2 separate regions of the Homo sapiens genome follow, and region 2 is linked to region 1. A link is an interaction called in ENCODE POLR2A ChIA-PET data of the cell type or tissue named here. Cell type or tissue: HepG2. All regions are shown on one strand. Links, peaks and the distances in the headings refer to the core of each region. The heading gives the core; the rest is flanking DNA. Region 1 overlaps DIP2B (disco interacting protein 2 homolog B). Region 2 overlaps FIGNL2 (fidgetin like 2).

Evidence for each region. Peaks named below come from ENCODE experiments on the same cell type or tissue, not always from the same donor. Only the 100,000 strongest peaks of a DNase experiment are listed, where the experiment ranks them.
Region 2: POLR2A ChIA-PET joins it to region 1 with 5 read pairs; 2 of 35 experiments call an interaction of 5 or more read pairs at or near these places.

Annotation. Positions count from the first base shown.
Region 1 is chr12:50,543,175-50,551,501 of GRCh38, forward strand. All of the region lies in intron 1 of DIP2B (disco interacting protein 2 homolog B), which reads left to right. Among named protein-coding and RNA genes, the nearest start is that of DIP2B, 42 kb to the left of the region's middle. RefSeq lists a silencer at 7,352-7,646. In HepG2, for the core only: no CTCF peak of the experiment used is centred there; DNase peaks (open chromatin) are centred at 3,395 and 5,887.
Region 2 is chr12:51,835,890-51,844,216 of GRCh38, forward strand. The region is part of intron 1 of FIGNL2 (fidgetin like 2); the gene reads right to left. Among named protein-coding and RNA genes, the nearest start is that of FIGNL2-DT, 8.2 kb to the right of the region's middle. RefSeq lists an enhancer at 191-1,142. In HepG2, for the core only: no CTCF peak of the experiment used is centred there; no DNase peak of the experiment used is centred there.

The DNA.
Region 1 (8,327 bases), core at 242-8,241:
AGAGGTGTCAATGCTACATATACATCCTCCACCAAGATAGAGTCATGGGTAAATTAATTAAGGTTAAGAGACAATTTCAATGTCTTATGCCAAGCTGTTAAAGTTTTTTTTTTTCCCCCTTTTTTATTTATTTTTGAGACAGAGTCTCGCTGTCACCTAGGCTGGAGTGCAGTGGCGCAATCTTGGCTCACCGCAACTTCCGCTCCCCAGGTTCAAGCAATTCTCCTGCCTCAGCCTCTCAAGTAGCTGGGGTTACAGCCACCCGCCATCACGCCAGCTAATTTTTGTATTTTTGGTAGAGAAGGGGTTTCGTCATGTTGGCCAGGCTGTTCTCGAACTCCTGACCTCAGGTGATCCGCCAGCCTCGGCCTCCCAAAGTGCTGGGATTACAAGCATGAGCCACCGCTCTCAGCCTATTAATGTTTCAAAAATAGCTTTTCCCTCATTATAAAAATAGCACATGTTGGGCCGGTCATGGTGTCTCACACTTGTAATCCCAGCACTTTGGGAGGCTGAGGTGGGAGGATCACTTGAGTCCAGGAGTTCGAGACCAGCCTGGCCAATGTGGATGAAACCCTGTCTCTACTAATAATACAAACATTAGCTGGGCATAGTGGCACACGCCTGTAGTCCCAGCTACTCAGGAGGCTGAGGCAGGAGAATCACTTGAGCCTGGGAGGCAGAGGTTGCAGTGAGCTGAGGTAGTGCCAATGAACTCCAGTCTGGGCGACAGAGTGAGACTCAGCCTTTAAAAAAAAAAAAAAAAAAAAGGAGGCTGGGCATGGTGGCTCACGCTTGTAATTCCAGCGCTTTGGGAGGAGGAGGCTGGCAGACCACGAGGTCAGGACATCGAGACCATCCTGGCCAACATGGTGAAACCTCGTCTCTACTAAAATACAAAAAATTAGCCAGGCGTGGTGGTTCGCGCCTGTAGTCCCAGTTGCTCAGGAGGCTGAGGCAGGGGAATCGCTTGAACCTGGGAGGCAGAGATTGCAGTGAGATCATGCCACTGCCACTCCAGCCTGGTGACAGAGTGAGACTCCATCTCAAAAAAAAAAAAGGAAATTAAAGAAGAAAATGAATATTTCCTTAATCCTAACACCCAAGTGTAAACACTAATGGTATTTAAGTAAATTCCCTTCCAGTCACTTTTCTATTCAGATATTCCGTCACTAGGGCTGGAGTGCAGTAGCACGGTCTCAGCTCACTGCAACCTCCGCCACCTGGGTTCAAGCGATTCTCCCGCGTCAGCCACCCAAATAGCTGGGATTGCAGGTGCCTGCCACTACGCCCAGCTAATTTTTTGTATTTTTAGTACAGACGGGGTTTCACCATGTTGGCCAGGCTGGTCTCAAACTCCTGACCTTGTGATTCACCTGTCTTGGTCTCCCAAAGTGCTGGGATTACAGGCGTGAGCCACTGCACCTGGCCTCAGATAACTTTCTTTTTCTTTTTTTTTTTTTTTTTGAGACGGAGTCTGTCACCCAGGCTGGAGTGCAATGGCGTGATCTCAGTTCACTGCAACCTCCACTTCCCAGGTTCAAGCAATTCTCCTGCCTCAGCCTCCTGAGTAGTTGGGACTACAGGTGCGTGCCACCACGCCCGGCTAATTTTTTGTATTTTTAGTAGAGAAGGGGTTCCACTGTGTTAGCCAGGCTGATCTCGAACTCCTGACCTCATGATCTGCCCGCCTTGGCCTCCCAAAGTGCTGGGATTACAGGCGTGAGCCACCGCGCCTGGCTGAATAACTTTCTTAAAAGCTGGAGTAGTACCAGGTGTGGTTTCTTATGACTGTAATACTAGCACTTTGGGAGGCCAAGATGGGAGAATCACTTGAGCCCAGGAGTTCAAGACCAGCTTGTATGACTGTACCACATTCATTTATTCTATTGTTGGTGAGCATTTGGTTTGTTTCCAGTTTTGGCTTTTGCGAATGTTTTGTATATGTTTTGTGGTGCCCATATTTTAGATAAAATTACTAGTAGTGGAATTGCTTGGTCTTAGGGTATGCGAATGTTCAGCTTCAGTGGTATTACCAGTTTTCCAAAGTGTTTATACCGATTTACAGACCTTTTGGCAACGTATGAGAGTTCCATTTCTTCCTGTACTTACCAATACTTGCTTGCTTGCTCTCTTCCTCCCTTCCTCCCTTCATCCCTCCCTCCCTCCCTCCTTCTTTCTTTCTTCCTTTCCTTCCTCTCCCCTCCTCTCCCCTCCCTCCCCCTCCCCTCCGTTCTGTCACCCAGCCTAGAGTGCAGTGGCGCCATCACAGCTCACTACAGCCTTGACTTCTTGAGCTCAAGTGATCATCTCACCCCAGCCTCCCGAGTAGCTGGGACTACAGGCATGTGCCACCATGCCTGGCTAATTAAAAAAAATTTTTTTACAGATAGTGTCTTGCCATGTTGGCCAGGCTGGTCTTGAGCTCCTCTGCTGAAGATAACATTTTGGGCCAGGCATGGTTACTCACACCTGTAACTTTTATTTTTTGGAGGCAGACTTTTTTTTTTTTTTTTCATAACGCTATCTGGGCTCACTGCAACCTCTGCCTCCTGGGTTCTAGTGATTCTCCTGCCTCTGACTCCCAAGTAGCTGAGATTACAGGCGTGTGCCACCGTGCCCAGCTAGTTTTTTGTATTTTTAGTAGAGGCGGGGTTTCACCATGTTGGCCAGCTGGTCTTGAACTCCTGACCTCAAGTGATCCACCCGCCTCGGCCTCTCAAAGTGTGGGATTATAGCTGTGAGTCACTGTGCCCGGCCTAAAATAAGATTTATTGAGGACTTGTGTATAGCATGGTAGAAATAAAAGCAGAATTCCTTCTCTTCATTTTACAGTTCTTTCTGTGGAAATGAGTACAACTGAATATAGCAGGTGGCAGTGCCTGTCAACTTTGTTTCCATTCTGCACTGATTGTATTATCTTATTCTAATCCCTGCCAACCAGATGTACTTCCTTCTTCACATAAGATGGAGACAGCTTATTGTATATGCACACATGTGCAAATATGCATAAGTATAGCAAAAGTTGGTCCTGCTGTTCAGAAATATCGTTAACTAGTATCAAGTGAGAGGCGGCATGGTTTACTTCAGGTACAGCATATAGTTTTAGATGCTTATTCCTCCCCTGTTGGTGGGAGTTCCGTGTTGTGAAAAATTCTTTTTTAAAAAAATTTCAACTTTTATTTTAGGTTCAGGGGGTACATGTAAATGTTTGTTACATGAGTTGTGAAGAATTCTGAGGCCATGCCTGAGATCAGTGATTCAGAAGTCCTGTCACTGAATAGTAATTGTTGCAGGGGTGACATATGTTCCACATATTTACCTTCTGTAAGTGAAGCAGAGTGAAGAACCAGACCAATGTAGATTTTCTAGCACTTATTTTTGGGCAAGTTATTTTGTTCTCTGGGCCTCTCAATGTCCTTATCTGGAAAATAGGAGGTCACATTCTTGCTAGGATTAAATACATTAATGCATGCAAAGTATTTCCTGATTGCCTTGCAGATAGATAATAGGTGCCCAGTAAATGTTAGTTCTGTCCCTTTTTTTTGTATGGGAGAGGAGGGACGAGGAGGGAGTGGGCTGTTCTTAAATAGGAATATTTTTAAAACGTATTATGAACTTATCACAGCCCCATGTTTCACTTTTCAGGGCCAATGTAGGAGGCAGTAAAGAAAGAAAAATAAATGAGACATCTCTTGTCAAGTTATAACTGGTTTTATGTATAAATAATTTAGAAACACATTACCTATAATACAAAACAATTAAAAAATATACCACTCTATTTGGCTGTATTTACTACTTTTCTGAAACTGCTTACTCGGAGGTTCGGTTCACCTTACCTCCTTATTTTTACTCCCTTCTTTTTTGACCTTCGTGGTACTATTAACCACCAACTTTGGTGAAATCCTTTCTTTCCTTGGCTTCAGTGAAAACATCACTTTCTAAACAATGAATTTCGTTTTCTACTGGACAGGGGCCCTTTATATAGAGGCAATAAACTTGTATGTTTAACTTTGATGATTGATTATTGATTCAGTTGGTAATACAAATTAAAGTTTGGCTTAAAACAGTGAAATATTTCTGGGAAGTAATTGAATGATGACTGTACAACACTAGAGTAATTTAAAAATACTTAGTGGAAATATTCATTGATACCATCTTTTTTTAGAAGCTAATTTAACAGTAACTCAAAGCAGGGTTAATTTTGTGTAACCTGGCACCCAACATTATATGTCTAGGAATCTGTCCCTCAATAGGATGAATGGTAAAAACATATGTAGAGAGATATTAATCGAAGTATTATTTGTAAGAACAAAAGATGGAAACAACTTAAACACTTGTCAATAGAAAAATAGTGAAATTATGATTTATTCTTACTATTCTTCCGTTAAAAAAGTGAGCTAGAGTGTGTGGGGGCAGAGTGTATGAGAGAAATCTCTGTACCTTCTGTTCAATTTTGCTGTGAACCTAAAACTGCTAAAAAAAATAAGTCTACTAAAAGAGCTAGAGCTATAAATGTACTGAGCTAAAAAATATCTGTAATATATTAAGTGAAAATAGGCTGTGACACTATGTATAGCATGATTTCATTTCTTTTTTTAAAAAGGGTGTGAGCTGGGTATAGTGGCTCATGCCTGTAATCTTAGCACTTTGGAAGGCTGAGGCAGGAGGATTGCTTGAGGACAGGAGTTCGAGACCAACTTGGGCAATGTAGTGAGACCCCATCTTTACAAAAAATACAAAAATTAGCCAGGGATGGTTGTGCATGCCTGTAGTTCTAGCTACTTGGGAGGCTGCAATGGGAGGATTGTTTGAGCCTAGTAGTCCAAGGCTGCTGTGGGCTAGGACAGCACTCCTGCACTCCAGCCTGGGCAAACAGAGCAAGACCCTGCCTTTTAAAGAATAAAAATAAATAAAATGTGTATATATTTTTATACATAGGAAAAACGCATTGATTTTAGTGGCAATTTCATCTAGAATTGGGTTTAGAGGGGTTAGAGTAAGGAACTTTTACTTCTTATTAGGTATACTTCCAAAAAAAGTGATAATTATGAGTGATACTTTTTTTGTGTATGCTTTTCTGATATTTTTCAAATAAAATGATCTTAAGAAAAAACTAAAAATTAATGGAGAGCAGGAAAAGGGAGATAAGGATCCAGCTAGCTACTTTAACTTTTAACAACGATGTCCTTTAAAAATGTTTGTATTTGTATGCATACTCATGTATGTTGTGTATATGTGTATATATACACAGACACACAAAATACAGAGTAACTGCAGTCTGACATTCAATTAAGCTACAGAATGCATGGTATTGGCATACATTTTTATTTTATTTATTTATTTTTTAATTAATTTTTTTGTTTTTTGAGACTGAGTCTTGCTCTGTTGCCCAGGCTGGAGTGCAATGGCACGGTCTCGGCTCACTGCAACCTCTGCCTCCCGGGTTCAAGGGATTCTCCTGCCTCAGCCTCCCAAGTAGCTGGGACTACAGGTACCTGCCATTGCGACTGGCTAATTTTTATATTTTTAGTAGAGATGGGGTTTCGGCATGTTGGCCAGGCTGGTCTTGAACTCCTGACCTCAGGTAATTCCCCGCCTTGGCCTCCCAAAGTTCTGGGATTACAGGCATGAGCCACTGCTCCTGGCCTTGGCCTGCACTTTTAAAGTGTAAGATACTAAGAGGTGTTTTTCTGCACATCACAAGGTACAGTTCTTAAATTCTTTAAGAAGTGACAGGATTTGTTCAGAAAATGTGCAGTTTTCTAGTGTTGCAGTAATGTGTGTTCAGGTTTCCTTCACACAGGTTACAGCTTATTCATAACCCCGAGTTAAAGTTTAAATTTTATGTAATTAGCCACCTATGTGACCTTTGAAACTAAGTGAGGAAACTATTCCGGAGTAGTGAAACTTTGAGTACAGCTGCTTCGGTTTTGGACTACAAATTGGAATTCTTCTATTGAGCAAGAGTCAGGGACGAAAGTGGGGGCTGGTTTAAAAAAAAAAAAAAAGGGCTGGGCGCGGTGGCTCATGCCTGTAATCCCAGCACTTTGGGAGGCCGAGGTGGGTGGATCACAAGGTCAAGAGATCAAGACCATCCTGGCCAATATGGTGAAACCCCGTCTCTACTAAAAATACAAAAATTAGAGATTGAGACCATCCTGACTAACACGGTGAAACCCTGTCTCTACTAAAAATACGAAAAATAAGCCCGGCATGGTGGCGGGTGCCTGTAGTCCCAGCTACACGGGAGGCTGAGGCAGGAGAATGGCGTGAACCTGGGAGGTGGAGCTTGCAGTGAGCTGAGACCGCGCCACTGCACTCCAGCTGGGTGACAGAGCAAGACTCTTGTCTCAAAAAAAATAATAATAAAAATTAGCCAGGTGTGGTGGCGTGTGCCTATAGTCCCAGCTACTTGGGAGGCTGAGGCAGGAAAATCACTTGAACCTGGGAGGCAGAGGTTGCAGTGAGCTGAGATAGTGCCACTGCACTCCAGCCTGGTGAAAGAGCAAGACTCCATCTTAAAAAAAAAAAAAAAAAAAAAAAAGCCATGTGGTTGTTCATGATTTCTGCATTTTTTGTTTAATATGACATTGGTAGCCTGTTTAACTTCATTTTATCATGGCCACTTATAAATAGATAGCTTAAGTCTGTGTGCACAAAATTATGTTTCATTCTGTTAAATTTTTTGTTTTTTTCTTTTTTAGATAGAGATTTAAGTTCCTTATATAACTAAGGAAAAGTCCTATTCCAAATTTAACAATCAAGGTACCTAGTTGTATGAAATTTGGAAATTTTCTTAACCCTCTCTTCTGTGTTATTGGCACTTTTTGATTTTCTAGGAGCTCTGGGGTTTGCAAGTTAAATCTGAGCCTTGAGTATTCCTGCTTTAACCAGCGGGATGGCAGCCATTTTGCCCTGTGTTAGTGCCTTGTCCAGTGAAGGAAAATGAAACGCCTAGAAACTGTGAATTTTGCTTTTTGGACCTGATTAGTTTTGTATGTAATGGATAACGTTAAGTTTTTAAAATTTCCATGTGATTTCTTGGGTTTTAAATTCAGGGCTTACTAACAGTGTACTCGTGGGGCCAGCTGGAATTTTGAAAATTGAAGCTTCCTGCATTTTATTGGCCAGTTTCTTCATTGATTTTTTTTTTCATTCATCTTTTTCATGAGGCTAGGACATTCACAACTGAATTGAGAAATTGAAGTACTCAGAATCTAACTATGAATGTTTGAGAGGCACCCAGTCTAAAAGAACGATTAGACTCTAAGATATTCATAACCATTAGTTTATTAATAGCTCTATAAAAGTTTTCCATGTTCTAGGGTCCTGAGGGGAATGGTCTAGATAACCTAACAGACTTTTCCATCCCTCATGATTCATTTTACTCTATTGAAAATTATCTTAAACAGAAGGAAACGAATAGGCCTGGTAGAACCAGATTCGAAACAGTGTTGCTTCAGTGGGAAGGGAGTGGTTTCTTAGTCAGTGCTTGTGGAGGCTGTTACTCCAGAGGCAGCCCGCTTCTCTGCAGTTAGTAAATACTACTGTAGCCCAGTGGCAGATACTGCGGACATAAATCTTAAAGCTAGTAACATGTTGTTCTTCTAGGAATTCCATTCAGCTACAGATTTAAGGTTTATCAGTAGTATTTCCAGAAAGATGGTCCGACACAGTGGCTCACGTTTATAATCCCAGCACTTTGGGAGGCCGAGGTGGGTGAATTGCTTGAGTCCAGGAGTTCAAGACCAGCCTGGGCAACATGGCAAAACCCTGTCTTTGCCTGTAGTACCCCCAGCTATTTGAGAGGCTGAGGTGGAAGAATCACCTGAGCCTGGGGAGGTCAGGGCTGCAGTGTGCTGAAATTGCACAACTGCACTCCAGCCTGGGCAATCAGAGTGAGACCCTGTCTTTAAGAAAAAAAAGAAAGAAAGAACATGAAGTATTTTAAAGACCAGATTTGAGGCCGGGCGTGGTGGCTCATGTCTGTAGTCCCAGCACTTTGGGAGGCTGATGAGGGTAGATCACCTGAGGTCAGGAGTTTGAGACCAGCCTGGCCAACATGGCGAAACCCCATCTCTACTAAAAATACAAAAATTAGCCAGGCATAGTGGCACGTGCTGGTAATCCCAGCTACTGGCGGGCTGAGGCAGGAGGATCGCTTGAACCTGGGAGGCAGAGGTTGCAGTGAGCCAAGATCAAGCCACTGCACTCCACCCTGGGCAACAGAGCGAGACTCCATCTCAGAAAAAAATCTGTGTGTGTGTGTGTATGTGTGTATTTTGAGACAGAGTCTCACTTTGTTTCCCGGGCTGGCGTGCAGT
Region 2 (8,327 bases), core at 191-8,190, 1.3 Mb after region 1:
TCCACCTCCTGGGTTCAAGTGATTGATTCTCCTGCCTCAGCCTCCTGAGTAGCTGGGATTACAGGCGTGCACCACCATACCTGGCTAATTGTTGTATTTTTAGTATAGACAGGGTTTCACCATGTTGGCCATGCTGGTCTCGAACTCCTGACCTCAGGTGATCCACCCACCTCAGCCTCCCAAAGCGCTGGGATTACAGGAGTGAGCCACCGTGCCCTGCAGGCTTCTTTTCCTAGGATTCCCAGGCAGTTTTACAGCTACCCTGGACTGGAGCTTTCCCTAGAACCAGGGGAGGGAGGATGGGCTAGCTGAGTCAACTCCCTCCGCCCCAGCCCCGCCTGTCTGCCCTGCCTCAGGAGAGGAGGGACAGGCGGAGGAGGAGGAGAGGAAGGTAGGACAGGGCACTCTGTCATCTGGCCTTTGGGCTGCGCTGCCCTCCCCCATCAGCTGCTCAACACCCCTCCCCCACCCCGCCCACCATCCTCATCCTCATCCAATCCCAAGGACAGATGGGGGCCAGCAGAGAGGGAGAAACGTGACCACAGTGAAAGCACTCTCAAGTGGTAACACAGTCCGGGGGTCACAGCTGTGTCCCCCGAGGCCTGGCCAGTCTCTCATGTCCAGCCTTGATGTCTGGTCAGGCCTGGGCTAAAGTGAGTCTCTGTTGGTGGGGGGCGGATACTTCAGAATCCTAAGGGGAGATGGAGGAATCTGTTGGTGCCGGATTATCCCAGCAGACACACCCCAGTTAGAAATGCAGTCACTCTTGTGGTCACTCATCCATCCATCCATTCAACACACATTGAATAAGCCCCCACCATGTCACAGTGTAATAGGAGGATGTAGAGGTGGGCAGTGGACTTCCTAACCAGCTTGACCAGGTAGGGACATGGCTGGTGGGCTTAATCCTCGTCCCAGGCTAGATGAAGGTCCTTTGTCTCTGCCCAGTGGTCTGAGCAGGGTGGACACCCCCAGCCCCCTCCTCCCCTCACACAGGCGCACATGCCGGTGGGTGGGTGCGCAGACACACACACTCCCAGCTGCTGCCAGAAACCCCCCTCCTGTGGTCTCTCTGGCCAATCACAGCACTGAGGAGTAAGTCCCACTGTCCGGTGGCCCCCAGGGAGTGTATTAGCACATTTGAACCGCTCAACCTGCAACTGACAAAGCCTGGGGCCTTGGGAGGGGACACAGCAGGAGGGGTGGGGGCCTGTGGGGAGCTCTCCTCCCGTCTGCCTCTCAGGGGGAAGCTCAAGACTAGATTAAGCATTCTGGGGCACAGAGGAATTTGGGGGCCCCAGCTCCAGCCGTGAATAAGCGATCCATAAAATCCCAATTTACACACTCACTGATCAAACAGCCCATCTACTACCCCAGGAGGTTGGGGGTGGCTCCTGGGCCTCTCCTGCTCTCAAAGAAGGTCCGGGGGAGCTGGGAACTGGACATAGGACGCAGGCTCCCAATGTTTTCCCTACAGCCTCAGTCCCATTCCCAATCCCCATGAGGGGTATCCATGCCAAGGGCGTGGGGCCTGCCGGTACCCCCTGTGACCTGGCTGCCTTGGGATGGGCTGGGGGGCTGCCTCAGTCAGGCAGCCATCTTTGTCCACCCTCTGTGAATAACAGCTCCTTTTTTCTCTTGTGTTGCCCTGGGGCCGCCAGGCCCGACTGCAACCTCATCAGAGCTGCTAATCACTTTTCCAGCTCTCCTCTCCTCCCCACCCCCTTCTTCCCAACAGCCCCTCCACGTTTTCTCTGGACCCTCCACCAAAAGCTGCCCTGGGATGCTCAGGCCACCTTCCTTCCACTGTCTTGTCTCACCCCAAAGCTAGGCAATATCCAGGAACACAAGGGGCTCCAGGCTGGTGCTCTGTCCCCAGCCCATCTTCTGGGAGAAAGCAGGTAGAGAGAAATAGCCTTGTTATTACCCTAGTCCCTGCCACCAAAGAAAACACAACGTGTCTCCCTCTTGCCTAGGTGTTGTTTGCTCCCCTTGGTTAGGCTGCCTGCAATTTCACCAAGAGAACACCATTCTGGTTAAGAAGGATTCTCTTTTAAACCAAATGGAACTTCTGGGAGGCTCCAGGCTGTCAGCCAGTCACACCTCCAGGAGGATTAGCAAGGCTGATTCTCCTTCTCCTTCCCACCTGCTCGAGGTGAGCTGCATGGGCCACTAGAAGTGTTCATGGAGGCCGGGGAAAGCGAGTCTTTGGGGCTGGGAATTGCCCACCACACCACACCCCACTTCTCACTACATGTGAGCTATGTTGGAGCAGGTCAGAGATGGATGTCAGCTCCTGGGCCCTGGGGGAAGAAAGGAGTAAGGGCTGCCCTGTCTGTGTGCTTCCCAGAGGCCACTGCACACTGGGCTGGGAGCTGGATCTCCATTGTCTCATTCAGTCCCCTCAGCAGGCTGCTGGGAGGATTGTGGTGTGAGCCTGTTCTACGGTGAGACATACTCCTTCCCTTCTCCCCTTTCTCCACTTCACTGGCTGCTCCAGGTACCCCACCCCAATAGAGCCTGTACCCATTAGTAACCTGGGTAAGGCAGGTGTCTGAAGGGCAACCTGAAAGACTGACCCACGGCTTGCAGGGGTCTCTGAGCCCACTCTAGCCAGCCCTTCCCCCTCCCATGACTCAGGTATTGCAGGGAGTGAGCACTGGCCTCAGAGTCAGCCTCTGAGATGTGGGACAATGTCTTGATCTGTTTCCTCCATTGTGAAATGGGGGGTGGAGAGGCAGCATCCCCCTCACAGGCTGGCCTGAGGGCAGTGAAGGAGAGGTGGAACTTTCCTGACTAGCTAGAGGGGCCACCCATGCAGGACCCAGGGCAGGCTCCAACTCGCTCCTAGAGACTGGCTAGGTGCAGTGGCCTGGGAAAGAGGTGGGGGGGCTGCTCTCCAGGCCCAGAAGGACCCAACTCATTTGACAGAGGACTCCAAAGAGAAAACATAATCCTGGAGCTGCCTGCGGGGCCCCAGAAGAGCTCTGCCTTGCAGGAATGAGTTCCCTGTCCTGCCCTGACCAGCTGACCGTCACTGAAAATACAGTCCCAAACCACAGCTTCCCAGGATGTCCTCGCCTGACCCCTGGCTGCTCTGACCTGTGTCCTGGGACATCTGTCACCAGCCTCTCCTCTGCTAATAGAGGGAGGAGCACCAGGGCCCTCCCATGACCCCCCCAGCCCACCCTCTGCCACTTAGAAACTGCCAGGCAAGTCTCATACTCCTGCTTCAAGTCCCTCCTGACAGCCCACTGTGCCCAGACGTAACTTGGTCTTGAGCCACATTCTTCACTGTCCCCGGGAATCTTAAGAGGAGAGGTAGGAATCTAGGTGAGAATCTTAGGACCCTCTGGGAGGGTCCACAGAGACCTCAGACTCAACATGCCCAAGGAAAACATCTCCACCTCCTCTCTCCCGATTCCATCTCTTCAGCTAGGCTGGAAACCTAGGAGTCCCTGTGTCTGTCTCTCCAGCCTCCACTCATCTAGCTGGCCATGAAGTCAGGTTAACACTCTCTCTAAAACAACCCACAGCTCTCATGTTCCCCACCACAGCTGGCCCCACCTCTGAATTCTGCCTCTGTTCTCTGCCTTCCTAATCCTTCTTCTGTGTGGCTGCTAGGGTGGTCTTTCTGTCTAAAACAGACTCAGCCTCCTACCAAGCACAGAGACGATGTTAACCCTTCAGCCTGGCACCAGAGGTGGATGAGTCTGTCCTTCCTTCCAGCTTCGGGCCCTTTCCAGCTCCTCCAGTCACATCAGCCCATTCTCTCTGAGGCTGTTCCTGTCTCCCTCTTTGGTGCCCCGAAGCATGTTCCAGGCACTTCTGCCCTTCCACTCCAATGCCCAATTTAGAGGTGACATCACTTGTTAACTGGGTTCCCATTCCCTCCGCTGCTCAGCCAGCCCCTGTCTGTGAGCCCTGGTACAAGTGGCTCTCTAGCCCTTTCTGCAGCTCTCTCTCTACCCTGACCTGCTCCTTCCCAAAGTCCCCTCCCTCAGAAAACATTCCCTGACACACAGTGGTAGAAAGAGCAGGGCCACTGGGAACGAGGATGACCTGGACTTTTTAATGATAGTCATGACTTTTTGTCAGCAATTACTTTTTAAAAAGATGACTTGCTTTTTCATTGAGGAACAGGGATTTGCAGTTGACTCTGCGCTTTGCCCTGTCTGAAGTCAGTTCCCCTCCCTGAGGCTCTGTTTCTAGCACACAACGCAGCCTCACACCTGTGCACTCAGTGATGGGCACTGCGGGGAGGGCGCAGGTGCTCAGTGGAGGCCGCCATGGACTGTCCTCTGTCCACTTGGGGTGGCCCTGTGATCTGGGGCTGGTGAGGTCCTTCCAGTGCCTGTCTCCTCTTGGGTCTGCATCTGGGGCTCCTCTTTGCCTGGGACTTGGCCCTGCATGGGCGAGAGATGGAGGATGAGGCCAGAGCTCTTCACCACTTTCAGCCTTAGGCCCCTTTCGCAGTCTGGAAAACCTATGACCTGTTCTCAAAAATACTTCCTCAATGCATAAAAGAAAAATACATGGGGCTACAAAGGGAATTAATAACATTGGCCAGGCACGGTGGTTCACGCCTGTAATCCCAACACTTTGGGAGGCTGAGGCAGGCTGATCACCTGAGGTCGGGAGTTCAAGACCACCCTGACCAACATGGCGAAACCCTGTCTCTACTAAAAATACAAAATTAGCTGGGTGTGGTGGCACATGCCTGTAATCCCAGCTACTTGGGAGGCTGAGGCAAGAGAATTGCTTGAACCCAGGAGGCAGAGGTTGTGGTGAGCCGAGATCACACCATTGTACTCCAGCCTGGGCAACAGAGCAAAACTCCATCTCAAACAAAAACAAAAACATTGGAATACAGTTATCTGCAGGAACTCCTCAGGGTCATGGACCACAAGGCTCAGCCCAAGAGCCTAGAGTCTCTTGGAGGGCCCCACACTTCCCCTCCCCGTAGCCAGTTTTAGGATCCAAGGTTGACTTGAGTCTGTTTGGGTGGCATGTGGCCTCCAAAAGGCTTAAGCTTTAAAGTCTGGGTGATCCTGTGTGCCCTAGCCCCAAATATGGCCCCTTCCCGTGCATGGGGGTGGGAGAGAGACATGCCCCCACAGGGCCAGGCCTTACCAAAGGCGAGGAAACAGGCCCAGGCAGCCCACCCAGGAGTCCCCAGCAGCTGCCTCAGCCCCTCCTGCCCTCTTCCCAGCCCTGGGGGGGCTGAGCCGAGTAACTCCAGCTATGCAGCCCGGCCGGTCCACCTGGGTGTGAGTGGGCAGGGCTGTCCTCAAGGGGGTGGCCCCCTACACCTGCAGGGCCACAGGAACACAGAGGGAAAAAGATACTGGGGGGAGGGTGCTAGGAAAAGACTGAGCAACCACAGCAGCTCCTGTCTGCCTGCTCCCATATGGGATTCTCAACACAAGCCAAGTCCGGCCCTGAGTGCTTCACACACATCAGTTCATTTAATCTGAGTGAGGACGTTATTCCCATGTTGCAGGTGAGGAAACTGAGGCTCGATTAACTTGTCTAAGTCACCAAGCTGGGACAGATGCCACCCCCAGCAGTCTTGCTCCAGATACTTCTCTGCCTGCCACAGCAGGTGGTGGTGTTCCCATCGAACAGCTGAGAAAACTGAGGGAGCAGTTCATTCCCACCCTCTTCCTCAACCTCCCCTGCTCCCCCAGCCCTCCTTTCTTGAACCCCCTCCCACACTTAGCCACCAACCCCGGAGCTTAGCATATCTCAAACTTGTTCTCATGGGACCAGATAAATCCCTGCCCAGGTCTGAGAGGCGCTGGCCTCAAGGCTAGGACACAGGACTCTGGTTAGGGTCTCAGCCAGACTCTGCAGAGAGTGATCAGAAAGGACTGCAAGGCTGAGACTGTGCCAGAGGAGTGGGGAGGAGAAAGGCTCCTGAAGACCAGATCTCTGCACGACCGTGGCGGCCCCTGCAGCTCTGCACAGCCCCTCCTCCCCTTTTCCTCAAAAGAAGCAAATCCTCCATGAAAGATTTTTGGCTTCACAGAAGGACTTGGCCCCATCTGAGAACACGTGAGCCATCTCTAGAAGTGCTGAGTCCCCATCAGTGGAGGCACTCGGCACCAGAGAATGCCTTTCCCGGGAGGGGCACTGCTGGGCAGGTGGAAGGGCTCTCCCCTCCTCTCCCCTCCTCTCTTCTTCTCTGATATCTAATGATCACTACAAACTCAACAAGTCCCAGAATGGACTCCTGACCTCCTCCTACCTCAGCCTCCCAGCTGCCTTCCTCATTTTACGCAGCTCCTTTTTTCTCAACAAGGGGCTCAGTCCCCAAAACTCAGGCCTGAGGAGGGCCACAGTGTGGAAGACGATGGTAAAAGAATGGCCAGCCCATGCCGGACACAGTGTGCCTGGAAAGGAAGCCCCTTCCTAGAGGAGTGAGGACCCAGCCACTGATGAAATGCTGTCCCTCCAGAGAGCAAGGAGGAAGGTGCAGTTTCTCCTGGTGTCCAGAGAGTTCCCAGGGAGCCCCTTTGCTCCAGCAGAAGGCAACAGACAGGCTGGGTGGGGAGGGAGCCGCATGATATGAGGGCTGGGGAAGAGGGATCCTTTTTCAGGTATAACCTAAATCCTACCAGTTTTCTTTCCCCACTGGCCTGGAAAGAACAAACACCTCCAGATTCTTAAGCATCCAAGGGTCAAATAGGGCACTCGGCTGCAGGTGGACCCTCCCCAAGCAGTGGCCCTTGTCTCACTTTGCTTCTAATGCCCACCGACACAGCCTCCCCCAGGAAAAGGCAATCTGCTCAGGACTCCTCTGAGGCAAGCCCCTGCTGTCAGATGCTGATCCTCCCCCTTACAGCCTCTGAAACCTGTCCTGTACCCTCGCCATAGCCCAGAGGCTGCCATTCCCCAGCTCACATGCCCTATGTGGCTTCCTTCTGCTTAGAGAATGCAGGGACAGTGGTCCTAAAAGCATAGCCTGTCCTTTTGCCTCTTCGCTGGTCCCCAACATCTTGTGAGCTCCTTGAAGGTGGCACCACATCAGAAAATAATGGTTGCTGGATGAATAGCTACCTGGATAAAATATTCAAGGCCTCACAGCCATGATACATGCTAGGCACTTGTGGCAAAGCAACACCAAAGCTGGGGCCACCCTTGGGCTCTCCCTGGCCATGTGGGAGGCTGCAGGTGGCTAAGGAAGCCAAAGCATAAAAGCCCCAGCTCAGAGCCTGGTCCATAGGTGTCCACTGCATGTGTGGGGAGGCTCAGGAAGGCCAATCCTGGCTGGACACCCGCGGGAGCAGCTGAGGTTCACCCAGAGCCTTGCACAGTACTGGACACAGTGCGTAGGTGCTCAACACAGGTTTGTTAATAGTAAATGAAGTCTCACGGCTCACGTCTGTAATCCCAACACTTTGGGAGGCTGAGATGGGCAGATCACTTGAGGTTAGGAGTTTGAGACCAGCTTGGCCAACATGGCAAAACCCCGTCTCTACTAAAAATACAAAAAAAAAAAAAAAATTAGCTGGGCGTGGTGGCATGCACCTGTAGTCCCAGCTACTCAGGAGGCTGAGGCATGAGAATTGCTTGAACCCAGGAGGTGGTGGTTGCAGTGAGCAAAGATCATGCCACTGCACTGCAGCCTGGGTGACAGAAGAGACAATCTCAAAAAAAAAAAAAAAGAGTCAATGCAGCTTGTTTGTCACATCTTCACATCCATCCCTGATTAATCACAACACTGGGCTGGGGACCATGTGGCCTGAGTCTGCCCTGGCAGTGAGAGGGGACAGAGGGAGGTATGCTGCTACCTTCCAGATTCCTGCAGGCATCCATGCTGCCTCTCCTCCCATCTACCTGCCCACCCCCTGTCTGCCCTGACTCCATGTCGGAGGGGGCTTCAAATATGGCCTGGCAGGCTGGTTGCAATGGCTCACACCTGTAATCTCAGTACTTTGGGAGGGCAAGATGGGAGGATCACTTGAAGCCAGGAGTTCAAGATCAGCCTGGGCAACATAGTGAGACCACCGCCTCTACAATTTTTTTTTTTTAAGATGACTTGGGCAAGCACTGCTGTGGGCCAGAACTTTCACACACACATGCCCTTTCCCCATCCTCACTCCTATGCTAGAAGGTCGTTCTCTGGAGTCCCTGGGCCCCGAGTCACTAAGCGGGTCCCCAAGGTAGGCTTCAGAATCAAAGGGGCAGACTATTTGAAACCAGGGCCACATCACCATCATATGAGGTTCTTATCCCCATTTTAGAAATGATGAAATTGAAACCCAAACAGATGAAGTCACTTGTCCGGAGTTACATCTGATTAGCAGCAAGGGGTTGCTGAA